2 separate regions of the Homo sapiens genome follow, and region 2 is linked to region 1. A link is an interaction called in ENCODE POLR2A ChIA-PET data of the cell type or tissue named here. Cell type or tissue: HepG2. All regions are shown on one strand. Each heading gives the region's core, and the rest is flanking DNA. Links, peaks and the distances in the headings are about the cores only.

Region 1 (15,986 bases), core at 7,320-9,819:
CAGAGGCTGGGAAGGGCAGGAGGGAGAGGGGATGGAGAGGTTGGTTCATGGGTACAAGCATACAGTTAGATAGGAATAAGCTCTAGTGTTTGACAGCACAGTAGGTGACTATAGTTATCAATAATGCATTGTATATTTCACAATACCTAGAACAGAAGATTTGGAATGTCCTCAACACAAAGGAATGATATGTGTTTGAGGTAATGGAAATCCTAATTACCCTGACATGATCATTACACATTGTACGCATGTATCAAAATATCACGTGGACCCCATAATATGATTATGTATCAATCAAAATTGTTAGCCAGGTATAGTATGGCAGTTCCTTAAAAACTTAAACATAGGCTGGGCGTTGTGGCTCACGCCTGTAATCCCAGCACTTTGGGAGGCCGAGGTGGGCGGATCACCTGAGGCCCGGAGTTCGAAACCAGCCTGACCAACATGGAGAAACCCCGTCTGTATAAAAATACAAAATTAGCCAGGCGTGGTGGTGCATGCCTGTAATCCCAGCTACTCCAGAGGCTGAGGCAGGAGAATGGCTTGAACCTGCGAGGCGGAGGTTGCTGTGAGCCAAGATTGTGCAATTGCACTCCAGCCTGGGCAACAAGAGCAAAACTCCATCTCAAAAAAAAAAAAAAAAATTAAACATAGAATCACAACATGACCCACAATTCCACTTCTGGGTATATGCCCAAAAGAATTGAAAGCAGGGACTTGAACAGACATTTGTTTATAGTTGTATTATTCAAAATAGCAAAAAGATGGGACAAGCCAAATGTTCATTAACAGATAAATATGTAAACAAGATGCAGTATATCCATACAGAAACCAGGAATAAAATTCTAAGCCCCCCTAACCAACTGAATGGACCTCCTCTTGGCCAAGGGCATTCCAAAGTTAATCTGAGGCCAGGCACGGTGGCTCATGCCTGTAATCCAAGCACTTTGGGAGGCCAAGGCGGGTGGATCACCTGAGGTCAGGAGTTTGAGGCCAGCCTGGCCAACGTGATAAAACCCCGTCTCTACTAAAAATACAAAAATTAGCCGGGCGTGGTGGCAGGCACCTGTAATCCCAGCTACTTGAGAGGCTGAGGCAGGAGAATCACTTGAACCTGGGAGGCAGAGGTTGCAGTGAGCCGAGATTGTGCCACTGCACTCCAGCCTGGGCAACAGAGAGAGACTCTGTCTCAAAAAAAAACAAAAATGAAAACAAAGTTTTTGTTTGGCGGTCCAGCCATGATGGGAATAAGGGGTCAGGCATGCCTCCTTATACCCTCCCTACTTTGAAATTCAGGCATAACTGACCAATATTAACATTAAAACAGAGACCTTAAGAGAATTTATTCTTTCTGAAGCCTGCTACCTCACCTGCATAATAAAATTCTTGGTCTCCACAACCCCTAATTTTAACCCATACACTCCCTTCTATTGATTCCAGGTCTTTAGATAAACTCTTTCAACCAACCGCCAATCAGAAAATCTTTGAATCCACCTATGACCTGGAAGCCTCCTGAGGCTGTGTCACGGGCATGTCCTTAACCTTGGCAAAATGGACTTTGAAATTGATTGAGACTTGTCTCAGATACTTTGGGTTTACACATACAATGGAATATCATTCAACTTTAAAAAGGAAGAAATTTTTAAAGGAAGAAAAAAGAAAAAGGAAGAAAATTTTGACACATGCTACAACATGGCTGAACCTTAAGGACTTCATGCTAAGTGAAATAAGCCAGTCACAAAAGAACAAATAGTAAATGTGTAATTCCACTTATATGAGGTACCTAAAGTAGTCAGATTCATAGAGACAGAGAGTAAAACAGTAACTGTCAGGGGCTGGGGGAGGACGGGATAGGGAGTTACTGTTTAATGGGTATAGAGTTTCCGTTTGGGAAGATGAAAAACATTCTGGAGATGAATGGTGGTGATGGTCCCACAACAGTGTTAATGCACGTAATGGCACTGAACTGTACACATAAAAGGGATTAAGATGGTAAATGTGTTATACATTTTTCACCACAATTGAAAGCATATATTATTTTTAATTAATTTTAGCCTGGTAATCTCTCAGTGTCACCTTGTTTTGGTGCTGCTCTATGTAGATTGTTCAACATAGTACAAAACACGACTGGAAAAGATCAATCTTGCTGACATTTACTCGGGCTTAAGATATGGCTCAAGGGCCTTGCTCTTTTGGTCTTGTGCAAACCGCCCACAGTCCACCTGCTGGCTGGATGCCCTCATTGCAGGCAAAGCACCAGGATTTCTTATAATACCACCCATAGACCCAAGTAGGATCCTGGTGGCCTCGTGGTAAGCTGTGACAGGAATGCACAAGGATCTCCTGGCTTGTTGGCTGGCATCGCTGGCCCAGTGATGTGAGGTGAAGGGATTCTTTGCTCTGACTCAGCTCAATCCCCCTGTACAAAGGGACTAGGTGGGCTTGCTGTGCTTTTGGAAGGACCAGAAAAATCTGCTTCCTTCACTCACTGGGAGCCATGTATTCTCTTTGACTTTTGTTTGCAGGAGCAAAACAAACAGATGCTTGGGGAAAACCAACCAAAAAGGGGGGAAGGGGAGGCTGGTGCTGGCTGGCAACCTTGACTCAGCGCTCGGCAGGAGGTCCATTCGGAACAGAAACCCTCACCCTGCACTTTCCTCACCCAGCCCTGAAATCACAAACAACCCCTTGGCCAGGGTCCTAATGAGCCTCTGACAAACACAGCCCGCCCTCCTGACACAGAAAAGACAATTAGACATGCACAAGTGGCCTGTGAAATGCCAGGCTGGGCACTTGAGCTCTCCATGAATGGCACCCCCTGTACCCTGGGCCTTCTCGGAAAAACATTGCTTGGGTTCCTTACGGGTGGTAATGGCTAATAATGCAGAGAGAACACCGTGTTTTGGTTTCAGGCCTTTGGCCAGGGCGGTGAGAGAGGGGTGTGTGTGTGTGTGTTTAGTGATGGTAGTGGGGTGATATTTATTTTCATTTCTCCATCATAAAGGAATTGAAGTCCTATAGCATGTCAGCAATGTCAATGTTTCAGGGTGAAATAAACAAGTAAAAGGTGTTAGCGTTCAGATGAGCTCTAGCAGCCTGTGACGTTAGGAAAATCGCCAACTCCTGGGGCCTCAGTCTTCTCATCTGTAAAATGAGGATAATAATAGAAACCACCTTCCACTCATGGTGATTGAGTGAGCCATCGCAGGTAAAGCACTCAGCCCCAGGCCTGGAACATAGGACTCATTGAACATTGGCTATTAACTTAAAAGCAAGCGTTATGCGTTTTAGTCTATTTAAGGAGCCACTTTTGAATATCTGCTTGTGAACTCCTATATGAAGTTGGCTGTGAAAACACAGAAAACACAGTCTTTATGCTCACAGAGCTTGAGGACAACCAGGGTGACAAGAAAACCATCCGGGCAGGGCCAGCTCAATGCTGGCGCGTTGGCACCAACCAGGAGACAGCTGTGGCTTGCTTTAGGTCTGTTTGTTTCTTCTAATTTGTGTTATCTTTTTTCCTTTGGTGGTGGAGGAAGGGCGGTTTCTGTAGGCCGCAGACAGCAGGGTATGGATCATTGGTCTGGTCAGGCTTTAATCAAGTGAAAATCTGCTCTTCATTTGTTTGTTACTGCTACAAAGCACATGATTTTCTTTTTTTTTTTTTTTTTTTTCCACATCTGTTTTTTTTGTTTTTGTTTTTGTTTTTTTTTAATTTATTTATTTTTTATTGATAATTCTTGGGTGTTTCTCACAGAGGGGGATTTGGCAGGGTCATAGGACAATAGTGGAGGGAAGGTCAGCAGATAAACAAGTGAACAAAGGTCTCTGGTTTTCCTAGGCAGAGGACCCTGCGGCCTTCAGCAGTGTTTGTGTCCCTGGGTACTTGAGATTAGGGAGTGGTGACGACTCTTAACGAGCATGCTGCCTTCAAGCATCTGTTTAACAAAGCACATCTTGCACCGCCCTTAATCCATTTAACCCTGAGTGGACACAGCACATGTTTCAGAGAGCACAGGGTTGGGGGTAAGGTCACAGATCAACAGGATCCCAAGGCAGAAGTTTTCTTAGTACAGAACAAAATGAAAAGTCTCCCATGTCTACTTCTTTCTACACAGACACGGCAACCATCCGATTTCTCAATCTTTTCCCCACCTTTCCCGCCTTTCTATTCCACAAAGCCGCCATTGTCATCCTGGCCCGTTCTCAATGAGCTGTTGGGCACACCTCCCAGACGGGGTGGTGGCCGGGCAGAGGGGCTCCTCACTTCCCAGTAGGGGCGGCCGGGCAGAGGCGCCCCTCACCTCCCGGACGGGGCGGCTGGCCGGGCGGGGGGCTGACCCCCCCACCTCCCTCCCGGACGGGGCGGCTGGCCTGGCAGAGGGGCTCCTCACTTCCCAGTAGGGGCGGCCAGGCAGAGGCGCCCCTCACCTCCCAGACGGGGCGGCTGGCCGGGCGGGAGGCTGACGCCCCGACCTCCCTCCCAGACGGGGCGGCTGGCCTGGCGGGGGGCTGAACCCACCTCCCTCCCTGACGGGGCGGCTGGCCGGGCGGGGGGCTGACCCCCCCACCTCCCTCCCGGACGGGGCGGCTGGCCGGGCGGGGGGCTGACCCCCCCACCTCCCTCCCGGACGGGGCGGCTGGCCGGGTGGGGGGCTGACCCCCCCCACCTCCCTCCCGGTACCGGGACGGCTGGCCTGGGCGGGGGGCTGACCCCCCCCACCTCCCTCCCGGACCGGGCGGCTGGCCGGGCGGGGGGCTGACCCCCCCCACCTCCCTCCCGGACGGGGCGGCTGGCCGGGCGGGGGGCTGACCCCCCCACCTTCCCTCCCGGACGGGGCGGCTGGCCGGGCAGAGGGGCTCCTCACTTCCCAGTAGGGGCGGCCAGGCAGAGGCACCCCTCACCTCCCGGACGGGGCGGCTGGCCGGGCGGGAGGCTGACGCCCCGACCTCCCTCCCGGACGGGGCGGCTGGCCTGGCGGGGGGCTGACCTCCCCACCTCCCTCCCGGACGGGGCCGCTGGCCGGGCGGGGGGCTGACCCCCCCCACCTCCCTCCCGGACGGGGCGGCTGGCCGGGCGGGGGGCTGACCCCCCCCACCTCCCTCCCGGACGGGGCGGCTGGCCGGGTGGGGGGCTGACCCCCCCCACCTCCCTCCCGGACGGGGCCGCTGGCCGGGCAGAGGGGCTCCTCACTTCCCAGTAGGGGTGGCCAGGCAGAGGCGCCCCTCACCTCCCGGACGGGGCGGCTGGCCGGGCTGGAGGCTGACGCCCCGACCTCCCTCCCGGACGGGGCGGCTGGCCTGGCGGGGGGCTGACCCCCCCACCTCCCTCCCTGACGGGGCGGCTGGCTGGGCGCAAAGCACATGATTTTCAAGGGATAAGTTGTTAGGATGTTTTTAATTGTGATGATGAAATTCCAGCTCAAGTTAACTTAAGCAAAAGTAAACAAGCAAAATTCCAAAAAGGGAGTTTACTTTCTTACATAATTTCAGAGAACAAAGATGGGTGTCTTGCTAGCTTCAGTCATAGCTGGACCCAGGTGCTCAAATCTCTCTCTTTCTCTCTCTTCTTTCTTCATTGTCTGATAGCTTCAGGCATACACAGTAAACCCTCAGCTCATGATTTCAGAGTAAGAGAGAGCCTCCTCTTGGACCAACAACTCTAGACTGGGAAATGGGGCACCACAGTTGGCCAGACATGGGTTGCATTCCCCCAAAGCCAGGGGATAGGTTGACCAGCAGCTTCACAGGACCCACATGGGGCAGATGGGATGCAAGGCTGACAAACTATCAGTGAGACTCTGTGGATAGAAAGCATGAGTAGGCGCCAAACATTTCACGTAAGCAGCGAATATGCAGGCTTCCTCTTTGCATCTCACCCAACTATGCTTAAAATGGCTTGTCTGGCACACTTTGAGGGGTCAGCCTACTTCCTTGCATTCAAAAGGTGAAGAGTTTCTAACTCTTTGTTCTTGAATCAAACCAAGTGACTGAAGACTAAGTGTTCCAGATGGGCCAACCACGCAGCAGCATGGTGGCAGCTCTGAGATGCTGCCCAGTGAGCCCCAGTAGTCACATCCTGGAGAGTCCCCTCTTCACTGAATAGGACCCATCTGGCAACCAGTAGGACTGCAGAAATGATGTCCAAGGCTAGGCCATAAAAGACATGGTTCCTGCCTTGCTCTCCTTGAATCACTTCCTCGGGAGCAGCCAACTGCCATGTTGTAAGGACACTTAAGCAGCTCTGTAGAGGAGTCCATGTGGTGGGAAACTGAGGCCTCCCACCAACAGCCAGCACCAACCTGCCAGGCATGTGGGTGCACCACCTCAGAGGTAAATCCTCCAGCCCCAGTTCAGCCTCTAATGACACAACCCCAGCTGATACCCTGACTGCAACCCCATGAAATCCCTGAGCCAGAACCACCCAGCTAAGCCACTCCTGAATTCCTGACCCACAGAAACTATGAAATAATAAATGTTCATTGTTGTTTCAAGCCACTAAGTTTTGGGGTCATTTGTTACACAGCAGTAGAAATCTGATACAGGCATATTGTGGTCCCTTCCTCCCTTCCCAGGGACAGAGTCACTTTGGAAAGCTTCCTTGGATCATTTTCAAAGCACTTCTCAATAACTATCTTAGTTCTTGTTACAAAGTTTCAGTTTCACAAATGGACTCACACGGATATCACAGGCTGCTCCAACCCTCAACAGTGAATTTGCCGATAAAACAAAATCAGGGACTAGGTGTGGTGGCTCATGCCTGTAATCCCAGCACTTTGGGAGGCCAAGGCGGATGGATCACCTGAGGTCAGGAGTTCGAGACCAGCCTGACCAACATGGAGAAACCTCATCTCTACTAAAAATACAAAATTAGCCGGGCATGGTGGCACATGCCTGTAATCCCAGCTACCCGGGAGGCTGAGGTAGGAGAATCGTTTGAACCTAGGAGACGGAGGTTGCAGTGAGCCGAGATTGTGCCACTGCCCTCCAGCCTGGGGAACAGAGTGAAAAAAAAAATCAGATTTCCACTGCATTTACTTCCCTCTCCTGTACTAGATATGGAGGTAGTTGAAATTCTAACAGGAAGGATGCCTTCAAAGTTCGGTCAGTCTCCCTCCTTGTTACTGCATATGACGGGTGGTATCACACACTATCACAATACTGCAAAGTCATTGATAACATGTGGCAGGAGTGCCCTGGGTTCTGAAGCCCCATGAAGTCCTCCAGGCGGTCTTCTGGCTGAAGTAGTGCCTCCCTGGCAGATGAGCTAGAATTCAAGGAAGTCTGATCCTAGGCTGCTTGCATCAAGGGAGAACTCGGGGAAGAGGTGGATCCTGAGCACACCCTTCAATGCCCCCCTTCCCTGAGGTGACTGGGACATACCCCACACATACCCCACCTGGGTCCCCTGCTGTTGCAAAGCAGTTTCCCTCCCCCTCCCACAAGCCCTCAGTCACGTAGGTGCCAGCACCTGGGCCCCTCCCACAGACAGCCCCATGCTGAGCACCTTTCTGATCCTATGTCATTGCTGGCGTTTGCTTTTCCTCCCCTCTCAGGATCCAGATGTTATCATTCCCCAGGAGCTCAAACTACTCCATCTCCCTGGTCTCCCATCGTTGAACTCCAATCATGGAAAGAATGCCATACAAGCTAGTGCTCCTCAGTGTACCAGCCAGGACTCTGCAAGTGACAGAAAGCCCCGCACACAGGCTCCAGCCCATCCTCAGGTCTCTGCCTCCTGCTCCGGCTCTGGCTTCCTCCGCATGTTGGATTCGTATGGGTTGGTCCCCAGCTGCCCTGTGAGGCAAGGCAGGCCTTGATGTTCACTTGCCATATCAGGTCCCGCCTGCCTCTGCAGAAAAATTTTAGGCTCCTCAAGGTCTGGGTCCACTTCTACTCCTCCTATCAGAGTGTAAATAAAAACAGTCTCCTCATCCTGCCCCTGCTCATATAACCTCTGTGACAGGATGCTCACTACTTGGAGAAGTAACTCTTTTTGCGGAGCTGGTCTCCGCCCCTTCTGTGACTGCCACCCACTGGGCCAGTTCTGCCTAATAGCAAAGAACACTGCTCACCAATCTTCTTTCCTTTCCTTCCTTCCCTTTTGCCCATAAGTCACCGATGGATGGACTGGACCCATGGGCAACGTCTGTGGATGACGCTGTGTTTGTCCTTCCACAGGGCGTGGGGCTCCTCCACCCTGCATCAGGCACAAGCCTGCTTTTGGGGAAAGTCCCACCATCTCATTTTCCCTTGCCTAAAATAGCTACTTCCTTTATGGGGAATGCAGTGTGGTGGGGAGCAATGAAAGGGATGAGGTAAGTCATCCACAGATGCCTGGTTTGGAATCATTCCTGAAAAGGTCAGCGTTTTCATCAGCCAAACAGGAGGCAGGGCACTTCCGGCTGGTCATTAACCAAGGCAAACAGCGTGGCGGGGAAAGTCAAAGCCATAGCCAACCACAAACAAACAAGTCATGTATCCTCTGTGGAGGTGACTTTCTTCTGAAGGAATGTGTGGTTGTTTGCAGATAATATCAAATCCATTTCACGTCAGATCAGGATGACAGACAGCCAGAGGCTATTGGGGTCTCACATTAAATGGCTCTTTTATGGTAATAAATTGTTTCCTTTTCACGGTTGCATGAGCAATCTCAAGTTTTATTTTGAGGTGTCAACTGCCCTCAGGGACACCTGCCACAGGTGGGATCTTGGGTCCTGGCCACCATATGTGAGAGAGCAGACCCTGGCTGAGTCACTCAGCTGTGGTCGCATCACCTCTGTCCCTGCCCCACTGCTCAGCCCCATGCAGGCTGGCAGGGGAGGCCTCCTCTCCCCCATGGGGTCTCCCTTTCTTCCTCTCACACTGATCATTGGAAAGAGTGGCTTGCATTTGCCACAGTGCTGAGGGCTGTCAGTCTTCACAGCTGAGGAAATGACATGATTTGTTGGGAGCCACTTGAAATAACCAGTTCCCCAGCTGGTCTCGCTGTCCCTGTGCTGGCAGCCCTGCTGACGTGGGGCCTGGCTAGACAGAGGTGGGCCTTCTGTGCCCTCACCTGGGCCATCCCCACCATGCGGTGAGGTTGGGTTGCATCCAGCCAGGAGGCAGCTGGCAGGGCCCTGTGGCTTGTCTGAGGACCCAAGGGGGAACTTATCAGAGGGCAAGAGAGAAAGAGGGCTGAGGGGTGGTATGTAAGAGGGAGGGGGCTAGGAGAGTGTAGATGCTTCCTGAAAGGTCACGGATTCTATTGGAATTCCCAGCCAAACTTCAGGACTGGGAAACACCCTTCTTAGGAGGTGGCTAGGGGCTCAGGCTGGCTTGGCTCATTCCTGGCCTGCAGGCCTTGCTCCTGAGCACAGGGCAGGGGCTGCCGGCCCCGGTTCAGAATGGGATCTGAAAGCTGCCTGGAAAGAATGGGCCTCTGGATCAGGATCACCAGGGTGGGACCTGGATATTTCCCATAGTCACCAGACGTGTTGCTCAGAGGGAGGTTCCTGGCCAGCAGCTTTGTTGGCATCACCTGGGAGCTTGTTGGAAATGCAGAACCTTGAGCTCTGCCCAGACTTACTCCCTCAGAATCTGCATGGTAAATGATCTCTGCTGACCCGGGCACTGGGGTTCAAGGACCTCGGCCCTGCCAAATCTGAAATCCAGAGCTAGGCCAAAGTACACTTGTGGAATCAGGATGCTGAATCTAAGTTAAATGCAGAAGCATCCTTTGAGCAAAGGTGGTGGAGTGGGCTGAATTATGACCCTCTCAAAAGATGTCCATGTCTCAGAAATGCAGAATGTGACCTTATTTGGAAACAGAGTCTTTGCAGATACAATTAAGATCTTGAGGTGAAATCACCCTGAATCATCCAAGTGGGTCCTAAATCCAATGACAAGTGTCCTTGTAAGAGAAGAGGAGAAGACACAGAGACACAGGCAAGAAGACCACGCAAAGACAGAGACAGAGATTGGAGTGATGTGGCCACAAGCCAAGAAACACCTGGAGCCACCAGAAGCTGGAGGAGGTAGGAAAGATCCTCCCCCCAAGCTTTTAGAGCGCAAACCCCTGCAGAAACCTTGGTTTTGGACTTCTGGCTTCCAGAACAGTGAGACATTACATTTGTGTTGTTGTAATGATTACAGCAACCACAGGAAACTAAAGCAGGTAGCCTTTTCAGACTCTGCAGAGGAAAAAAAAGCATGGCCAAAGTTACCCAAGAAAGAGTTGATGACCCCACCAGTCCCCAGTCACAGCAGTCTTAGCTTTGTTCCCAGAATTAGCTGACCTCCTCCACCCCATTTCCTTATTCCTTTTTAATGCTCCACAAAACCCAAGGACAGTCGAGACCTGGTCCTGCGTGGCTGCCTGATCACCAGACCGTCAAAAGCTGCCGGCTCCTTCATGCTCCCAAACGTGACTATTTTATTTACTCTTAACTTCATCTTGTTTGGAAATTATTTAAAGCAGTTTCAATGGAGTCAAACTGAGTCATATTTTAACTGCTTAAGTACCACTTAAAAACAGACTTTATGAGTTCACTCGGATTAAGAAACAAAAAAGGAAATAAAAGAAAAATGAAATAAAATAAAAAAGAATAAAAACAGATGTCAACAAGTCCTTTGGCAAATGATCCCACAATGGCTTCATTTTCTGAGCTTAGATGGCGCTAGATGAGGTTAATTTCAAACGAGGTATACTAGTACTAGATTCGAATGGACAGAAACTCTGAAGGTTCTGGGATCGTTTTCCTTTTAGAAAGTTTTCAGGATTCAAAGATAAAGATTCAGGGCAGTGGTTCTCAACTTTGACTCACACTAGAATCATTTGGGGAGCTTAAAAAGAACAGCCACATTCCAGACTCTCCCCAGATCAGGTAAGTCAGAATCTTGGCGGGTAAAGCCCACCCTGGGGCTCCATGGAACCCCTGAGCCAGACCCTGCACCCAGCTTCGCACTGACCTCCACATGCTGCAGGGTGTAGTGTGGTCATGTGCCCAGGGCTGGCCAATCAGATGTGCTCACCCTGAGCTCAGCTGTGAAGGGGCAGGTACCATCCGGGATCCATTCTGCCAGGCATGATAACAGGCAGTGCCAGTGTGGACAGTGGTGGGATAAGCTGTGGGCTGGCACCCCATCGTACAGATGAGGACACAGCTCAGAGGGATCCAGAGACTTGTCCAAAGTCCCATAACTAAGGACTGGCAGAGCTGGGATTTGAACCAGCCCCTCTGGCTGCAACGCCTGCCACCTTTTCCTCCCTTGAAACAGCTCCATGCCTTAATTAGGGGCAGTGTTGGCCAGGCGCGGTGGCTCATGCCTGTAATCCCAGCACTTTGAGAGGCCGAAGCGGGCGGATCACCTGAGGTCAGGAGTTCGAGACCAGCCTGGCCAACATGGTGAAACCCTGTCTCTACCAAAAATACAAAAATTAGCTGGGTGTGATGGCAGGAGCCTGTAATCCCAGCTACTCAGGAAGCTGAGGCAGGAGAATTGCTTGAACCTGGGAGGTGGAAGGTGCGGTGAGCAGAGATGGTGCCACTGCACTCTAGCCTCGGTCACAAGAGCAAAACTCCATCTCAAAAAAAAAAAAAAAAAAAAATTAGGGGCAGTGTTCTGGACTCTGGCTTTCAGGCCTAGCTCTCTGATTCTCCCAGCACATCCATGAGCAACCAAACATGCCTTCTGCTTTTTTTCAAAGTTAATTTTGTTATTGAAGTATCAGATACATACAGAAAAGATCACAGATCCTAAGTGTGCAGTTCAATGAAGTTTGACAAAGCAAACACACTCATGTAATCAGAACCCAGACCAAGAAATAGAACAGGGCCAGCACCTTAGAGACTCTCCCAGGGTCTCTCCTCCCAAACATAACCACCACCAGATTTCTAGATTGGTTCTGCTTGTTTTTGAGCTTTATAGAAACAGCATGATATAGTGCACACCCTTTTCGTGTCTGGCTTCTTTGAGTTAGCGTGGGTGAGAGTCATCCATGCTGCTGTACGTAGCTGAGGTTTCTCCATCCTCCGTGCTGTCTGGTGTGAAGGGCCGTAACCAGCTTACCTGTTCTATTGTGAATGGACATTTGATGTTTGAATGGTGCTGCTAGGAATATTCTATTCTTATGCCTGTCTTTTGGCACCAGTGTGTACCCAATACCCTCTTAAGAAATGCTTCTGCTAAAGTGAGCAGAGTTGGTCTATGTTGTTTACAGCTAAGCACCTTGGTTGATGCCATTTATAAGCACTACTATTGTCCCCACTTTACAGAGGAGGAAACTGAGGTTCAGAGAGAGGTTCAGCCACAGGCCAGGCACAGCTGCGGCCTTAGTTACAAGGCCATGTCACTAAAGAGTAGCAGAGCTGGGATTTGATCAGAGCTGTCCTCTTAACCACTAGTTAAGGGACACAAGTGCATCTCCGCCCCTTAGACCTGCCTGATGCCGCACAGCGGTTTAACAGATAATACCCACCCCCTTGATGGAAATGGCTGGGGCGGGGGACTGAGAGCTGCACTGATGGTGCTGTCCTGGGCAGGGCTTGGGATGTCGCCAGCATGCAGGAGCCCTGAGAGGAGGATCAGTCCCTTCCAAGAGGGATATGAGGGAGGGGGAAGCCTCCTGGGCTGCCACTGCTCCTGGCAGCAGCCCTTCCAGAGGGAGGCTCCTCCCTGAGGGCAGGGGAGCTTCCTTTCGGAGGAGAGGGCAGGCTCCTTCGCTGGGCAGAGCGGTGGTCTGGGCATTGCTGAAGCGGCCAGTGGAGACAGGGATCCCAGCCTTGAGATTCACCCTCTGCCTCCCATGGGAATCCTAAGTAAGAAAATGATGCTTCTGACTGACTGTCTGGCAGCCCCTGGTGAAGAGCTGTCCCTACCCACTCACCTCTGCAAATAGCAGAATGGCATATGGTGGCAGAAGGAAGGGTCCAGAAGGTAGTTCTTCTGCGGAATGACCCATGCGATGGGCTGCTCTGTGACGCATTGGAGTGGGGATCATTTCCTTGCAGTGGAGGAGTGGGTCAGAGGCCGGGCTTGTCACATGGAAGTCCCTCCTGGGGATGGGCCACTGACAGATCCCTCTGTAAACAGCATTTGCATCAGATTCACTGCTCCAGAAAGTGGGGATCAGGGTCCCTGAAGCCAAGGAGCAGGCATAGAAGAGGCCAGAGGTGACTGGCAGCATATTTGACAGGATGCATAAATCTTGTTAAATGGGAGAGAAGCCAAACACGCTGGCTTTGTATGGGCAATTTAGACCTTCCTAGGTCATTCCCTGCAGGGACTGCAGGCCTCAGTGTAGTCTCTGATCTGCAGCAGCTGCAACAGCATCTAGGAACTTGTTAGACTTACTGGTTTTCAGGTTGCTACTTAATCGGAAGTTCTTCAGGTGGGGCCCAGCATTCTGTGTTTTAACATGCCAAGGGGATTCTGACGCATGCTGAAGTTTGAAAGCCACCAGCATAGTGCAATATGAAGTAGGCATTATCATCAATCCCATCTCACAGCTGAGGGAACAGAAGGTCTGAGCCAGTTTTACCCCAAGTTACACAATTAATAGGAAAGACAACAAAATTAGGTGCAGCTGTGAATAACAAAAATCGAACTCCAGAGCACCATGAACTAAACAAAATTGTTTATTTTTCCTTCATGGTCCAAGATAGCTGCTGAAGCTCCAGCCGTTGTGTCCATATTCTAGGCAGCAAAAAGGAGGGAAAGGGCCAGGCGCAGTAGCTCACGCCTGTAATCCCAACACTTTGGGAGGACGAGGCAGGTGGATCACTTGAGGTCAGGAGTTCGAGACCAGCCTGGCCAACACGGTGAAACCCCATCTCCACAAAAAATGCAAAATTAGCCAGGCATGATGGCGTGCACCTGTAATCCCAGCTACTCAGGAGGCTGAGGCAGGAGAATTGCTTGAACGGGAGGTTGCAGTGTTGCAGTGAGCCAAGATCGCGCCACTGCATTCCAGCCTGGGTGACAGAGCGAGACTCCGTCTCAAAAAAAAAAAAAAAAAAAAAAAAAAACCACTGTGCTCCAGCCTGGGTGACAGAGTGACACTTTGCACTTTGTCTCAAAACAAAAACAAACAAACAAAACAAGTAAAGGGAGGAAGGTCCCACCCTGTCCCTGTAGGGGACACTTCCTAAAATTGTATATACGGCTTCAGCTTACATCTCATTGGCTGCAATTTAGTCAATTGCTTCACCTAGCAGAAAGAGAGGCTGGGAGAATAAAGTCTGGGTCCTAAGTGACTATGCATGCAGGTAAAACTTGGGGTTCTGCTGCTATAGAAGAGCCTCGATAATGGGGAACAACTAGGCAGTCTCTGCCGCAAGAGTGTATCTGAGAATCAACCCAGGGCTTCTAATTTCACCATCTGAAGTTATGTTTTTGTTTAAATGTTGTCTTTATCTTCCCCTTTTAGAAGTCCCACCAAAAGCAAGCCTTCTTGGAAGTCTTCTCCGTTGCTGCTGTCTCCCCAATGCCTAGAACGATGCCTGGCTTGTAGTGGTGATCTTTGCTTGCTATTGAATATACTACTTTAAAAATTAAATTAAATACCTCATGTGAGAGAAGCTTTTTCAGGGTCTGGCACATGGAAGGTACTCAGAATGTGGTTGCTGCTATGTATTTAAAGCAGTGCTTCCCAACAAAGCCCCGCTGGCCCCTGGCAAGGTTTACCTCTTAGACTCTCAATCCCACCACCACCGCCTGCCTGCATGTACAGACTTGCACACAAATCTTGGCCCTTTCATTGGACTTTAAGAATAATCAGTGCTGGTCAGGCGCAGTGGCTCACTCCTTTAATCTCAGCACTCTGGAAGGCTGAGGTGGGCGGATCACTTGAGGTCAGGAGTTTGAGACCAGCCTGGGCAACATGGTGAAACCCCATCTCCACCAAAAAAAAAAAAAAAATTAGCCAAGTGTGGTGGTGCATGCCTGTAGTCCCCAACTACTTAGGAGGCTGAGGCAAGTGAATTACTTGAACCTGGGAGGCAGAGGTTGCAGTGAGCCAAGTTTGAGCCACTGCACTCCAGCCTGGTCAACAGAGCAAGACTCTGTCTCAAAAAAAAAAAAAAAAAAAAAAAAAATCAGTGCTGTTTGATTGGGTCTGGAGAATGCAAGCCACAGCCCAAGTAAGCAACTAGATTGGGAGAGAAAATTCATCTCGCCATTTCTTGTACAAGCCTGGAAGTAGGCCTTAAGAACAAAGCTGGGCTCAGGCTGCCGTGATGGGGTGTCTGTCTATTCTGGCGTTTGTCATTTGAGCTTTTCCTTCGTAGGTGCAGCCTTCTTGGGTTCCAGGGACTTGGTGCCCTTACTTACAGCCCATTGGGTGCCTGCCCCTTGTCGCCAGTGTTCAGGTTTGTGGTCACCCCTATGTTGCCTAACTGGGTCAGGCTGGATGGAGCCGGGAGGGCTGTTTGCGTTGGCTGCTTTTCCCTGTCAACTGTCACACACGAATGCAGCCTCCAAAATTCAATTTAACATAAATCTTGCCATTTGGACCAAGGCAAGTGGGCCTTATTCAAATCCGAACAGTCTATTATTGAGCTCGGAAACAGACAATAGCTGATGCTGTGATGTTCAGTTGCAACTGCCCTAATTACAGACAAACACTAATTTCATAGGATTTTTTAGAGTGAAGCAAATCTTTTGAAAGAAGTGTCCTCATTTAAAAACTACAGATCGAGAGGGCTATGAGGGTTCATTTTATTTATTGATAATGTGGACTGCGTCAATTCCTGAATCTCATTTGTTCAAACTCCCAGGGCTGTTGTGAGGAGCAAAATGAAAATGAGGTAATGTTTGTGGAGGTCCCTAATGAAGAGCAAAGCAATCCAACAGCTATAGTAGTATTGTGCGTTCAACGCCCTGCACCTTGCAGCTGCGTCCCATTAACAATGACCTCTGAGCTGTGAGCTCCAGGGCCTCTCCCCTCACTCCGCGGGCCACTCTCCATGGGTCCCTCACCTCCAGCTTCCTCTTTCCTTGAA
Region 2 (15,986 bases), core at 6,213-8,712, 92 kb after region 1:
ACGAGGTGGAAACGCCAGAAGAACACTAAGAAACACTTGAAGGGTCCCCAGCTGGCTAAAGGCAGACATGCTGAGGTTGCTAGGACACTAACGCATTATTCTGAAATGGTTTTTTTTTTCTTTTTTATGAGACATGGTCTCAGTCTGTCTCAGTAGGATTTGTCTTTATTCACAGACAACAATAATCATCTATGTCAAAAATCAGATGGAAACCACAAATAGATGGATATGAAAATACAAAAAACTTAGAATACTCAAGACAACTCTGAAATAAAAGGACAAAGTGGAACTAACACAACCAGATTTTGAGATGTCTGACAAAGTGCTAAGGCAATTCAGTGGAGAAAGGACAGCCTTTCCACAGATGCCACTGGAACAATTGGCTATCATATGCAAAAAAAAAAAAAAAAAAAAAAAAAGAACTTCAATCCATAACTCAGAAAAAATATAAAAATGAATTCAAGATGGACTATAAATAGAAATATAAACCTAAATCTATATATAAATATATCAATCTAAATATATAAAGCCTTCTAAAACTTTTAGAAGAAAATAGACTAGAGAGAATCTTTATGATCTTGGATTATATGATGATTTCTTAGGCACAATATGAAAAGCATGATTCATAAAAGAAAACGTGATAACTTGAAATTCACCAAACTTTTAAAGCTTCTTCTCTTCAAAAGACATTCTTGATAGAATGAAAGGATCAGCCATAGACTGGCAGAAAATATTGGCAAAGCACATACTTCTTGAGGGACTTATATCAAAAATATATACAGAACTCTTAGAACTTGATAATAAGAAAACAAAAAACTCAATTTTTTTCAATGGGCAGAAAAACCCAAAGCTAACATCATACTTAATGGTGAAAGACTGGATGCCTTCCCCCTAAACTCAGCAACAAGACAATGAAAGGACGTTCACTCTTACCACTGCAATTCAACTTTGTACTAGAGGTTTTAGCCAGGGCAATTGGACAAGAAAATCAAATAAAGGCATTCAGATTGAAAAGAAATATGTAAAACTAACTCTATCCACAGATGACATAATCTCATACATTAAAAATCCTAAGGAATCCACTAAAAAAATTTCAAGCTAATAAATGAGTTTAGCAAGGCCACAAGATACGATTGTATTTCTACACATTTGCAATAAAAAGTCTGAAAGCAGGAATCAAAAAAACAATTCCATTTACTATAGCAATTAAAGGAGTAAAATACTTAAGAATAAATATAACAAAAGTACAAAACTTACTCTCTGAAAATGAAACATTGTTCAAAGAAACAAAAGATCTAAATAAATGGACAGACATCCCATGTTCATGGATTACAGACTGGATAAGATGGCAATACTCTCCAAACTGATCTAGAGATTCAATGCAGTCACAATCAGAATCTCAGCTGGCTTCTTTGTAAAACTGACAAGCTGATTCTAACATCCATATGGATATTTAAGGGTCACAAAATATCCAAAACAATCTTTTTTTAAAAAAAGACAAAAAACAAAAAACAAAAAGGCCAGGCTCAGTGGCTCATGCCTATAATCCCAGCACTTTGGGAGGCCAAGGCAGGCATATCACCTGAGACCAGGAGTTCAAGACCAGCCTGGCCAACATGGCGAAACCTGTCTCTACTGAAAATACAAAAATTAGCTGGGAGTGGTGGTGGGCATACGTAATCCCAGCTACTCGTAAGGCTGAGGCAGGAGAATCGCTTGAACTCGGGAGGCAGAGGTTGCAGTGAGCCGAGATCGTGCTATCGCACTCCAGCCTGGGTGACAGAGTGAGGCTCCATCTCAAAAAAACACAAAAAAACAAAAAACCAAAGTTGGAGGACTCACTTCCTGATTTCAAACTTACCACAATGCAACAGTAATCAAGACAGTGTGGCACTGACATAGGGATAGACATAGACCAATGGAATAGCATACAGAGCCCAGAAATAAACTTCCACATACATGGCAAGTGATTTCCAACAAGGCTGCCAAAACAAATGAATGTGGAAAGAATAGCCTTTTCAACAAATAGCACAAGGACAACAGGATATTCACATGCAAAAGAATGAAGGTGGACTCTCAGCCTCACATCATATACAAAAACTAACTCGAAATGGATCAAAGACCTAAATGTAAGAGCTAAAACTATAAAACTCTTAGAAGAAAACATAGGTATAAATCTTCATGACCCTGGATTTAGCAATGGTTTCTCAGATGCAACACCAAAAGCACAAGCAATGAAAGAAAAATAAACTGGCTTTATCAAATATTTAGACTTTTATACTTCAAATGATTCTATCATGAAAATACAAAGACAACCCACAGAATGGGTGAACATATTTGTAAATTATTTATCTGATAAAGGATTGTATCTAGAATACATAAAGAATTCTTACAAAATGGCTAAAAGTAAAGAGGGTTGGAGAGAAGCAGAGCAATTAGAATGCTCACTCCTTGCTAGAATGCAAAATGGCACAATCACTTCTGAAGGCAGTTCGGCAGTGTCTCTCTTTTTTTTTTTTTTGAGACAGAGTCTTGCTCTGTTGCCCAGGCTGGAGTGCAGTGGTGCGATCTCGGCTCACTGCAACCTCCGTCTCCCAAGTTCTAGCAATTCTCCTGCCTCAGCCTCCCAAGTAGCTGGGATTACAGGTGCATGCCACGACACCCGGCTAATTTTTGTATTTTTAGTAGAGATAGGGGTTTCAACATGTTGGCTAGGCTGGTCTTGAACTCCTGACCTCAGGTGATCCACTCACCTCGGCCTCGCAAGGGATTACAGACATGAGCCACTGCATCCAGCCCAGTTTGGCAGTCTCTTGAAGTGTTATGCACACACCTACCACCACATGACCCAGCCATTCCACTCCTAGTATTTACTTAAGAAAGATGAAAGCAGCTATCCAGGCAGACTTGAACATGGATGTTTACAGTAGCTTTACTTGTAATAGTCAAAACCTGGAGACAATCCAAATGTCCATCAACCAGTGAATAAGTAAACAAACTACGGTGAATGGATACAATGGAATACTACTCAGCACTAAAAAGGAACTACCAGTCCATGCAAGAGCATCCATCACCCACAAAATAACTATGCTGAGTGAAAGAAGCCAGACAAACATAGAGTATACTGTATGATTCCATTTTCATAAAATTCCTGAAAATGCAAACTAATGTCCAGTGACAGAAAGCAGATCAGCAGCAGCCTGGGTTAGAAAGGGCAAGAGGGGCTGGGGGGATCTCAAAGGTGGGAATGGATATGTTCACAGTCTTAACCTGAGTACGTGCCTCCTGGCTGTAGAAACACATCAAAACTCAAATTGTAGGCAGGGCACAGCGGCTCTTGCCTGTAATCCCAACACTCTGGGACTTTGGGAGGCCAAGGCAGGAGGATTGCTTGAACCCAGGAGTTTGAGACAAGATTGGGCCAGATGGTGAGACCCCCATCTCTACAAAAATAAAAACATTAGCCAGTGCAGTGGCACATGCCTGTAGCCCCAGCTACTCTGGAAGCTGAGGTGGGAGGATCACTTGAGCCCAGGAGTTCAATGCTGCAGCACGAATGCACTCCAGCCTGGGCGACAGAGCAAGACCCCATCTCTAAAAAAGGCAACTCAAATTGTATGCTTCATATAGGTGCACTTTGTTGTAAGTTGGTTATTCCTCTATAAGGCTATTTTATTTTATTTTATTTTATTTTATTTTATTTTATTTTTTGAGATGGAGTCTCGCTCTGTCACCCAGGCTGGCACAGTCTCAGCTCACTACAACCTCTGCCTCCCGGATTCAAGCAATTCTCCTGCCTCAGCCTCCAGAGTAGCTGCGATTACAGGTGTGCGCCCCTATGCCTGGTTAATTTTTGTATTTTTAGTAGAGAGGGGTTTCACCATGTTGGCCAGGCTGGTCTCAAACTTCTGACCTCAGGTGATTCACTAGCCTTGGCTTCTCAAAGTGCTGGGATTACAGGCTGAACCACCACGTCTGGCCTGTAAGGCTATTTTAAAATGAAATTATTAATTTTGCTGAATGTTTAATGTATTATATTATTAAAAGTCCTTACTTATGGCCAGGCATAGTGGCTCACATCTGTAATTCCAGCACTTTGGGAGGCCGAGGCGGGTGGATCACGAGGTTGGGAGATCAAGACCATCCTGGCCAACGTGGCGAAACCCCGTCTCTACTAAAAATACAAAAATTGGCCAAGCATGGTGGCATGTGCCTGTAATCCTAGCTACTCAGGAGGCTGAGGCAGGAGAATGGCTTGAACCCAGGAGACGAGGTTACAGTGAGCTGAGATCGCGCCACTGCACTCCAGCCTGGGCGACAGACTGAGACTCCGTCTCAAGAAAAAAAAAAAAAAAGTCCTTACTTGTTAGAGATACATTCTGCATTTCATATGCATGTGAGATATTTACTGATGAAATTTGATGTCTGGATTTGCTTTAAAACACTCTAGTGAAAGGAAGCAGACAGGAGTGAAGGGGAAGAGGCGGAGAGGGGGCAGAAGACAGATGAAACAAGAATGACATATTGTGAGAGAATTCTTGAAGCTGGGCATTGGGTACGGTGGTGCAGGGGTCATTAAACGGTTCTAGTTTAGTGTATGTTGCATATTTTTGAAAATAAAAAGTTAGAAGGCAAATCCAGGCTTCACTGTTTCCCAGCTGTGTGAGCTCAGGCAGGTCCCCAACTTCCCTAAGGGTGACAGTCCCCATCGGTGAGCAGGGGATGCCCCTGCCCTCCCTTGGGTTCTGTGAGGGCCTTGGTCCAGTGTCTGGCAACGACTCCCTTATTCTGCCACTGTCTCCCCAAGGGCCTACAATCTCCTTAACTGTGGCATGCAGGCCCTGTGCCACTGCACTGACTGTGGCATGCAGGCTCTGATGACACCCACAGCACAGTGACGTCAGCCGACACTGGCACAGGGCCTGCTGCACACCAGGCGCTGGGGTGAGTGCAGCCATGTATCCTATTCAATCTGCATGCCAGCCCCACGGGGGACGTCCGATAGTGTGCCTCCCTTGCAGGACTTGCCAAGGACACACAGTGAGTAAATGGATTGTAACTCAGGTCTGGCTTCAGTTATGACCCCTGCCACATGCTGTTCCTGAACATTCTGGGGCCTCCCAACTCTGATGGGGGAATCTGTGCCAATCTGACTTCACGGGACCATCTCCCCTCACTCAGACCCCAGCCTCTGTCCTTGGCTTCACCCAACAAGCTCAGGCCAAGTTCAAAGGCCTCCTCTGTCTGCCTCCGGGTCCGAAGCACAACCAGGCAGTCCCCAACCTTCCTCCTGCACACGGGAGCCCCAGGGTTGCTTGTTACCTCTATCAAGAACTCAGCAGCCCCGCAAGGAACAGACCAGCAAAGGTGACCTCATGGGAGTGTCCATGCCCTGGCTGGCTCCTGTGGGTTTGAGCAGAGGGAAATGGTACAGAGCTGTCCCTTCCTCACCCAGTGGGAAAGTCAATGGTGTTCCTCTCATGAGGGCCTGCTACACCTGCCCGTCCACCAGGTGCGACTCATGCTCTGTGCTCCCTGCATCCACTGAAATGGTCCATTGGCCCCGTGGGACCTGGTATGGCCGGGAGCAGGATGAGGCTGGCCTGGCAGTGTCAGCCCCTACTCAGGGCGGCTCTGGTTCATGGTGCTGTCGGGTCTGGCCCAGTCTGAGTGGAAGGCAAGAGGCTCACAGCCCGAAACCCTTCACCAGTGCCAGCACCCAGCCCGGGAAGTCAGGGAGTGCGGGGTCTCCCTCAGCAGGTAAGACGGCCTCAGCTGCCCTTACAGGCCGGGGGGCACGGGAGGGACAGGGTGTCTGCTACGTGCTCCACTGACGGGTCCCACTGGAGATTTCAGGCTGGACGATGACAATACATTTTGCTCCTTTTCCCTGTCTGTCTGAGGGTCTCTGAGCCCTGCTTACACAGATGGCTCTGTCCTGAATGTGGGGCTGCTGCTGCCCTGGAAAGAAGGAGGGAGCCAGCATGCTCAGAGTCCAGCTCGGAGGTGGGAGCCCAGAGCTCCTCGAATCCTGCCCTGCTCCTGTGAGGAGGACCCACCTGCTCCTGGGCCTGGCCCCCTTTGCCTTCCCCTTGCCCTGCTACTAAGAACCCCCCACCGGCCAGAGGGCAGATGCTGTCCCTGCAGGTTCCCAACCCCTGCCCTCCATGGGTGACTGTGGTCCAGCGACAGCAGAGGCCAGCTCCAGCCCAACACACCGGGCTCCCCCAAGCCTAGCCCAGCCCAGCCCAGGACCCTGAGCCATCCCCGTGCCCAGCAGCCTGCAGGGGCCTTCCCCATGCTGGCCCAGGCCTCAGGCGAGATCCCCTGTGTGTGTGCCACTCAGCTGCTGATTAGTCATGCTCTGCACGTGGCCACCTCTTCCATCCCTGATACTTGTCTTCTGGGAGAAAGCAGGAGGAGAGATAAGATAGAGTGGGAGAAAGAGAAGGAAAGGCCCGGACCACTCTTTGCTCCTGGAAGCTCTGGCCCTGAGACTGGGAGAGACAGACAAGCCTTCCAGCAGTATGACCTGTGCCTAGATTTCCCGGGGAGGGAGATTTGAGACATGGACAGTGCCTGCTGCAGGGCCCAGCATGGCGTAGAAGGCAGGTGTCTTTCCTTCCCGCCACTCAGCCTTCCAGGAGGATGTTTGTTGACTTGGAAGACAGTCACACAGTTGTGACTTGGGTGGGACCTCATCCTCACGTCCAACCTGCCACCTCCAGGGAAGATCAGGGCAGAAATCACCAGGGAGTGGTCAGCTGGCAAACGCCCTCCTCAGGAAGGGACAGCTGCTGCCGGGACCCATGGCATGCCCGTCCTTGCTGTCTGAGGTGGTCTCTCCAACGCTGCAACAGGGGGCCAGTCAGGGGCCTGGGTCCCAGCCCTCCCAGCCCTCAGTGACCTGCAGGCCCCACGATGGTAGAGGGAGGGTGCTAAAGAGCTGGGTACCTGAGCCCAACTGGACAGGGAGGCAGGGAGGTCACTCCATCAATACACGCTGAGCGGCTTCTCCAAAGACGATGGCCACCAGCGGCAAAGAGAGCCTCAGGCCAGGACAGAGGCAGTATTGTGCCATTGCTGTCACAGCTCTCACTTAAATAAAATATATATCTAAAAATTTGCCTCAGGCTGGGCAACAAATTGAGACCCTATCTCTACAAACAATTGAAAAATTCTCTGGGCATGGTGGCACATGCCTGTAGTCCCAGCTACTTGAGAGGCTGAGGCAGGAGGATCACTTGAGCCCAGGAATTTGAGGCTGCAGTGAGCTTGGATTACACCATTGCATTCCAGCCTGGGTGGCAGAACAAGACTCTGTCTCCAAAAAAAGAAAAAAAAAATTAATAAATACATTAAAGGGGAAGAGGCAGTTGTTTCATCAGAAGATTCGCTGAGTCATTTAAATAGGGAGGCTTTCTACTGCATTTATGATGTCTGATTTATGCGCAGCTTTTTAAAGTGTCTTTTCTTTTTACATAAAACAAACCCACCTGTACAAAGCAACTGAAAAAGTAGCTTAGGAGTGACTCCAACTATTAACCAAATATAGCACAAAGCGTGATCCGCCTTCTTGGGTCAATATTTACCTGGACTTCAGCCTGCCTCGGAAAGGAAATTTGAAAATATTTGGCGAGTGGCAGAATGGTTGTCTGGCTACACAGGCCGATAAGCAGCTGGGGCTCAGGTTTCCAAGCTGGCCTTTTATGGGCGAGAGACATTATCACCATCATCAACGCCCATGTGCTAGTAGTAGGACCCACTGTCAGCCAGCTTTTTGTTTTGTTTTTGTTTCTTAAAGATTAGTATATTTTAGAAGGGGGGACTTTAAAAATCATTTTTAGGTCAGATTTATGAAGGTAACACATAAAGTAAAATGTACCCTTTTTAATGCACAGGTCTGTGAGTTTTGTTGTTGTTGTTTGATTTTAGTAAAGATGGGGTCTCGCTATGTTGCCCAGGCTGGTCTCCAACTGTTGGTCTTAAGCAATCCTCCTGCCTTGGCCTCCCAAAATGCTGGGGTTACAGCTGTAAGCCACTGTGCCCCAACCAGGTCTATGAGTCTTGACAAATGCATACCACCACCACATCAGGACACAGCACTTCCAGCCAGCTCCAGGCTCCAACCCAGAGCTGGGCCCTTCCCTGTCCCACCCCAGACACTCCTGTCCTGTGTTCCATCCCGTTTCCCTCCTCAAGTGTCACAGAAATGGAATCGCGCAGGCTGTGGCATCCTGCACTTGGTATGATGCCTCTGCGATGCGCCCAGGGTGTCACATGTATCCCCAGCTTGTTCCTTTTTGTGGCTACGCAGGATTCTTTGGTGTGGACGTGCCACAGTCCGTGTGTCCCTGCCCCAGCTGAGGGACTGCTCGTGGGATTTTGCTACTGTGTAACTGTGTATTTTCATTTCTCTGAGGGCCAATGTGCTGTCAGCTAATCACGATCATGGGGCCTGAATCAGCTCACAAGGTCACTGTGCAGGGGAACCATTGCCCTCATTCAGGGGCACAGAGCCCCGGGCACAGCCCTGCAGCTGAGAAGTATCAAGGCATCCGGCCTGTGGGACTCCACCCCTGTATCACCACCCTCTGTCTGCCGCAGCCCCTGTGCCCCACCCATGCACTGGCGCCTGAATCTCTCAGGAGCGTGGGCAGGAGGGGTCCTGGGAGGCTGGTGCAGGAAAGACTGACCACGCAGGTGGCAGGGAGCTCACAGCCTCCACGCAGGAGGCTCGGGAGCAGGAGGGCCCACCCCAGGAGTGCAGGGACAGGGGAGGACAAGGAACAAAGGCTGGGGGCATGGAAGGACAGAGACATCTTCTGGAAAAGACAGAATCTGAGTTGAACCTGGAAGCAACGCCCCAAGGGAAGGGGCCAAAATGGGCAGCAGCCAGCCCTGGCCGTGGGTGGGGATGGGGCAGGGGCGCAGGATGGAGGGTGGGGCCTGGAGGGCTCATGGAGGAAGGAAGAAGAGCCTCAGAGGGGCCTTCCAATCCCAGCTCCAACCCTCCCTCCCCCGACAGAAGACCCCCAACATGGGGCAATGGCCGGGACGAGGAGGGGGCTGCCCCAGGTGGACTCTGCGCTCTATCCCAGTGCCTCCTCTGCGCCTGCTTTGCCCAGAGCACACAGGTGAAAGCACCAACTTCGGGCTGAGCACAGCACACGTGAGGGAGGGTGGCCAGCCAGCATGAGTTCTGGCATTATGTCCCAGGGGGTCAGGGGAACTGAGCCCCAGGAAGACTCCCTAGGCAGGTGGCAGCAGCCACTGTGCAAGGAGAGGAGCCAGTGAGTCAGGAGCACCAGCTGGCCTCCACCAGCCAGACCCCCAGAACCCGCGTCTACTTGAGGACACTGTCAGAAGGAGCCCAACTTCCAGGCAGCTGCAGGATGAGAGGCCCCAGGCAGGCTCCGCCCCTCCCCATGCTGCCCCTCTCCAACAGGGTCCCCGCAGCACAGCCCACTTCTCCAGGCAGGCTCAGGGTTCAGAGGGTCGTGCAGCATGCAGCCTCCTTCTCACCCTCTCCTGCAGTGACCCCCTCGCTCCCCCACCTTGGACAGCACCTGGCACAGTGCCCACTCATCACTGGCGAGTGAATGGGCTCCCGAGTGCTCCCCTGTGAGCACCTCAAGGCATACAACAGGTACTCAGTAAATGTTCGCTGATTATAAATCTGCAGTGGGCAGGGAGTGTCTCCACTGCCTGGTATTTGTCTATTCTCTTCTTGCTTTCTGTGGGCACTGACAGCAGTGACTGCCAGTTTCAGTGCCAGCCCCGTGCTGAGTCCAGCCACCCTGGCCGCTGAGTGCTCGGCTGAGACGGGGACAGAGCCACCACTGGGATTCTGGGGTCACAGATGCATCTGCATGTTTATTCCAACAGACAGGATTGTTGCTGACGTTAGCAGAATTGTGCTCCGCCTGCTGCTATATAGAGCACCCATATGAGGTAGGCGCCAGGCCCAAGACTGGGCATTACAGAAGCACCCCATCCTCCCAGAGCCCTGCAAGGAAGATGTCTCCCTCACGCACGGACAGGTGCGGTGGTGCCTCAAAGTTTCCCGAGTCAGCTGAACCACCTGATCCCGAGCCCCAGCTCTTTCAGCTCCTCCAGCTCTACACATTCCTAAAACCCAGGCTGCCCACCAAACAGGAAGCAGGGAGCATCGTGGACCGTGGCCCGCAGCACCTGTCCCCACTTAGCTCCCAGGAGAGAAGGCTGGCAGGCAGCCCCAAGACCACCGGCCGCAGCAGCAGCGGGGCATGGGCAGGCTCGGACATGGCGGGCCTCATCCCAAGGCGCCAGTTCCCTGGGCCCAGCTCCAGCGAGCCAGAGCCCACACACTGAACTTGAAACATCTGCCCAGACCTGGGACTGCTGCAGGGCCTAAAGCAGCGGTGAGCACAGGTTTGTTGAGGCTTCTGGGGATAAATATTTTGATATCTGTGCTCCAGGAAAGGATTCTGAGCTTCAGAGATGAAGCAACCTGCCCAAGAAGGCTCCTCAGCGACCGGGGCCTGCCCAGGGTGTCTGCAGCCAGCACAGCTGTGGCCTGGGCTGCCAAGGCAGAAACGTTTCCTCATGAGCCCCTTGCCCAGAGAGAAACGGCTGCTACCCCTGGCCCCAAGGCTAAAACGACAGGCCACAGACATGTGAGCCCAACACCCAGGGCTCATCTGCCTGGTACTGGCCCCTGAATATCAGTGCCTGAGCCAGAAGGGCACAGCCCACCTTCCTCTTTTTTCTTTTTTCTTTTTCTTTTTTTGAGATGCAGTCTTGCTCTGTTGCTCAGGCTGGAGTGCAGCAGCATGATCTCTGCTCACTGAAACCTCCACCTACCAGGTTCAAGCAATTCTCCTGCCTCAGCCTCCCAAGTAGCTGGGATTACAGGTGCTCACCACCACACCCAGCTAATTTTTGTATTTTTAGTAGAGACGGGATTTCACCATGTTGGCCAGGCTGGTCTCAAACTCCTGACCTCAGGTGATCTACCCGCCTCAGCCTCCCAAAGAGCTGGGATTACAGGCGTGAGCCACTACGCCTGGCCCACCTTGTTCTTCTTTAAGGCAAACACCGTGCCAAGCAACCTGGTTTGCCTGATTGAGCTCCCGCTCAGTTAATCCAGAAACAGGGGCCTACGTGGCCTCTGGGGACTGGCTTGGGATAGAGGGTGCTTGCTCAGGTCACCCCAGATGAGCCTTCTCCATATCCTCAGCTCACCACGGGCTCCTGGGATTACCTCCCGCCACCTCCAACTACCCTCCTGGCTAACGCTTTCCTCTCAGGCCATGGGGAGAGCAGGCTGAACCATGCCAAGGACACAAACAGATTGAGGGCAGGGCCTTCGTGTTTTGGTGGGATTGTCTTTCATGGAGGAAAAACAGGGGAATGGGTTATGCCCTCCAGTAATGACAGTGACCACAATCCTGGTGTTTCTAGAATCTTTCAGTTTCAGGGCTTTTCCACATGCACAAGTCCATGAGATCCTCGCCTGGGCTCTGTGAAGTAGCCAGGATTATACATGTGATCCCATCTCACAGATGAGCAAACCCAGGTTGAGGGCAGCCTGCAGGGACTGGGCCGCCCCCTCCTTTGCACCGTTCGGCCACCGTTGCAGGAGCAGGGCCCAAGGCTGCAGGGAGTACCCCAGGGGATGGGCAGTGAAGCTGCCGTTCCTGCACACTGCCGGGTCTAGAGGACTCTGAGGCTGGAAGGGGCATGGGGACATCATTCTTCTCCTCTCCAGCTGCCTTCCCCCAGAGCATGGCCTCCTCGCATCAGTTACTTAAATCAGTTACTTAAACCCAGTGTGGTTCCCAGACCAGCAGCACCACCGGGGAAGCATGTCAGAATGCAGACTCTCAGGCCCTGGCCCGGGCCACTCGGCCACATTCTGCATCTGCTTCCGATCCCCAGGACTGTGGAGAAGCCACGTCGTGTCCTACAGAGTCCTGAGGGCCTCGCATGTGCATGTGACCACTGACCGTCCACTGCCAGGGCGTTCTTCCCAAGTGCGACCATGGGGACTCTGCTGAGCACTCCACACTGTCCTTTCCTTCGTCTGCCTTCCTCAGGCATACGGCAGTGAATCCTGCAGAAGTCTCAACAGGCTCAGTACCAGGACCCAGCCCTTCACCACATTCAGTGGCCCTTCCAAGCATGTGGCCCCAGACCAGGAGCTCCTGCGGCACTGGGAAGGTGGCTGCCCTTTGAAGGGGCCACGGAAGGCAGCGCACGCCACCTGGATCCCGGGCCCTCTGCCTGAAGCACAGCTGCAGTGACTTTCATGAAGGCATGAAATGCTCTCACGACAAAGGGCAAAATCCAGCTTGTGCTTTTTTTTTTTAAGATGGAGTTTTGCTCTTGTTACCCCAGGTGGAGGGCAGGGGCACGATCTCGGCTCACTGCAAACTTCGCCTCCCAGGTTCAAGTGATTCTCCTGCCTCAGCCTCCTGAGTAGCTGGGATTATAGGCATGCACCACCACATCCAGCTAATTTTTGTATTTTCAGCAGGGACAGGGTTTCACCATGTTGGCCAGGCTGGTCTTGAACTGCTGACCTCAGGTGACCTGCTTGCCTCAGCCTCCCAGAGTGTTGGGATTACGGGCGTGAGCCACGGCGCCCAGCCAGCTCATGCCTTTTTTGACCCAAAATAGAACCTCTGAGCTTGACCATGCATACAATTTGCTAGATGACTGTCAGTGACTTGCCTCCATGTGGGAGGAGAGAACTCCAAGGCTGAGGTCCCATTTCGAGGCATCTGAGAACACAGCCTTGCTAGACGTCTTAATGCCTCCTATAGGACTGGCAGCTTAGAGGGCAGACGTGGTCGGTGAGGGGGGCACTGGACGGGGGTCAGGAAAGTTGAGCACCTAGTGCATGCAGAACACATCCTGTGGATTATTACAGAATCCTCCTGACAATCCACGAGGAAAGAACTTTATTTTATATAAGGAAACAAGAACATGGAGGCACCCAGACAGTGAGTAACTGGCCCAAAGCCACACAGCTGGGAAGCAGGAAGCCCAGCTTGTGTTTCTTTTTCTTTTCTTTTTTTTTTTTTTAGACGGAGTTTTGCTCTTGTCGCCCAGGCTGGAGTGCAATGGTGTGATCTCGGCTCACTGCAACCTCCACCTCCCGGGTTCAAGCGATTCTCCTGCCTCAGCCTCCCGAGTAGCTGGGATTACAGGTGCCCACCACCACGCCCAGCTAATTTTCGTATTTGTAGTAGAGACAGGGTTTCACCATGTTGGCCAGGCTGGTCTTGAACTCCTGACCTCAGGCATCCCAAAGTGCAGGGATTACAGGCAGGAGCCACCGCATCCGGCCTCCAGCTTGTGTTTCTAACCATGAAGTCCCCCCACTGCCCCGATTCACTGCACAGACCACAGCCTTGGTGTCCTCAAGTGTGACGGGCAGGGGCTGGCACAGGTGCTCATGAACATCTGAACCAGCTCTGGCTTCCTTTAGTCCTCCGAACAGAAAAGACGTTTCAAAATGGAGGCAGAACAGGGCGGCTTTCTCCACTTCCCAACCAGCAGACACGGGTCCAAGAGAATCTTCCCTGCTGAACCAGGACCATCATCCATGTGTGAAATTGGGGGCAGAAAGGCGGGCATTTTAGCCACCAAACTCCAGTTTGGAGACTGACCCCAGCTGCAGCATTCTTACCAAGGGACCTGGACATGTTATTTTGGAAGGAAGGAGAAAGGAGGCGAACAGGCCAGCCGTTCTCTCCAGAGGGAGTCCAAGGTGGGCCCGGGCCCGGGTTAACTTGGACAAGGCACTTCCTGTTCCAAAGGGCCACTCAGCTTCCCGTGCAGGCGGCCACCAAGGAGCTGTCTGGCCTCACATCCCTCAGGGTCCTTGCCGGGCCACACCCTATTTAAAACCTGACCTCTCAGGGCAGTCTAGGAATCATGGCGTGTTGAGCGGGGCAGCCGGGACCTCAGTTGTCCTGTTCTAGAGCATTCTGATGGACCTCACCCGCCCATGCAGGTCACCTGTATAAGGACAAAGGACAAACACACCTTGAAGCCCCTCACCGTCCTGGCGTCCCAGCCCACCTCTCACCCAGGTCTGTCCAGGGTGTGCCCGGAGGTCACATGCCCCATGGTCTCCAGCACGTTGCATGCTCCTCACAGTGTTCCTGCCACCTGGAGGAGCCCATTGCCTGCCTACATTACAGGTGCTGTCAGGCCATGCTGAAGATCCTCCTCTTGTGGCCGCCGTCCCCACAAGTCCCAGCCCCAGGGCCATTCCTATGGGCCCACTGGAGAAGCCACAGCCCATGCCACCAGGCTGGGCTCCTTGTCCTGCATGCTGAGTCTTGGCTTCAACTCCTACACCAGAGACGGCCTCCTCTGCTCTTTCTGCGGGGCCGGGTCCAGCCCATGACTCATTCATTCATGCCATTCCAGAACAAACCCTACTTTTGCCTGCTTCCAAACTTTTGCTCAAAATGTTCTCTTTTGTGATAATGAAGTTGTGCTGAGGTAGGAAATGTCCTCCGTTTTAGAGATGCTATGATGGAGTGCAGAGGGACAGGTCACAGCGTTCGTGACGTCAGCTACCAAGGCAGGATGTACTGGAATCTAAGGGCTGATGTTTGGAGGTTCGTCCTCTCTACTTTTCTGTATGCTTAAAATTTGTCAATTTAAAAAAGTACCGCTCTGCCTGAAAAACCAATTCCTTTCCTTGCCTGTCTCTTCCTGCTAAAATCTCTTTCCTTCTGGAAGGAGGCCACGACTGACCTTCCATCTTCTGTCCCTGGGCCACCTTGCCTGGGCTCACTCCCAGCACAGCATCTGCTGAGCCCTGAAGCCTCTTCTGTACCCATCTTATGTCCTCAAGCAGCCTATAAACTTGCCAGGTGGGGCCGAGCCTCCCCACACCTCCCTGGGGCGATGCACAGACGCTCTGGCTGGATCCAGTGGCCTGGGCTAGAAGGCGGTGTCACCTGAGGCCAATGAAGCCATCACTAACAGGAGAAGAAAGGAGATGATGGCACCTGTGGAGAAGGGCATGTGTGGGCCACGGCATGTCCTGATGCCTGCTGGACACCACTGCCCCTGGGTTTGGCCGGGCTTTGCTCTCCCGTGTCTTGGTGGCTAGCCAGGCAGCCCTGAACCCACCAGGCAGAATCAAATGGCCTGAGCCCCTCCCAGGAGCAGCAGGGCTTTCTCCACCACATTTTCAGAAGCAGGCTTGGTTCAAACTGGTGCCAGGCTGGTGGGGGGTGCAGTGGGCATGATCAGGTTTAAGTGACTCTCATTGTTTCTGACATTTGCTAATAAGGCTGATAAGGCCCCGGGAAGAAAATTACAAGATAACGGGATGGCATCAGCTGGGCTAGGAAGAGTGGCCTGGCCACCTGCCACCCATCCAGCCCCCAGGCCTCTGCTCACAGGCGCCTGCCTTCGTCCGACCCTGGGGAGCCTCCCTGTCCACCCTGGGGCTGGCCTAGCCTATGGCCAAAGAGAGGCTGGGACAAGGTGGGGCATTAGTAGCCCAACAGGGCTTGCAATTTGGAAGCAGGCCAGGAAATCCCAAATAGCTCTCGACCATTGCTGAGTTTAGATGACAACCAAGGCTGCCTCATTATCTTCACAGCTGCAGTCAAAGCAAAGTTGGTTCATTTGCTACGTGCTGACCCTCTCCATTTAAAGGACAGAAAAGAAAGAGGTGGCCGTGGCTGGACCTCTGCATGCACTGGTGACTGCAGGATGAAGCTGCCCATCGTCAGAAGAGCTCCAGGGGGCCTGCGCCCCCGAAGAGCTGGGCTGCCCACTGGTCTCCAGCTCCAGGCGTGCTCTCGAGCCACATGCTCCGCCTGGGGGGCACCCAATGTTCCCTATTAGCAGCTCCGCTGTTACTGCAGGATAATTAATTCAATCAGAAATAATTGAACAGGCAAGGAGCTCCGAGGTGCTATTTCTCACCTGCTGAGGCAGAGAGAAATATTTGCAAACCAGCCCCA

Evidence for each region. ChIA-PET counts read pairs that join two places held together with the same protein. Peaks named below come from ENCODE experiments on the same cell type or tissue, not always from the same donor. Only the 100,000 strongest peaks of a DNase experiment are listed, where the experiment ranks them.
Region 2: POLR2A ChIA-PET joins it to region 1 with 7 read pairs; 2 of 35 experiments call an interaction of 5 or more read pairs at or near these places.

The regions. Positions count from the first base shown.
Region 1 is chr17:17,437,953-17,453,938 of GRCh38, forward strand. No RefSeq gene overlaps it. Among named protein-coding and RNA genes, the nearest start is that of MED9, 31 kb to the right of the region's middle. RefSeq lists enhancers at 3,811-4,656, 7,841-9,040, 12,139-12,640. In HepG2, for the core only: no CTCF peak of the experiment used is centred there; DNase peaks (open chromatin) are centred at 7,979, 8,419, 8,908 and 9,552; H3K4me3 peaks cover 876 bases.
Region 2 is chr17:17,531,228-17,547,213 of GRCh38, forward strand. The region is part of intron 2 of PEMT (phosphatidylethanolamine N-methyltransferase); the gene reads right to left. Among named protein-coding and RNA genes, the nearest start is that of RASD1, 43 kb to the left of the region's middle. RefSeq lists enhancers at 4,645-9,646, 14,138-14,637. In HepG2, for the core only: no CTCF peak of the experiment used is centred there; a DNase peak (open chromatin) is centred at 7,594.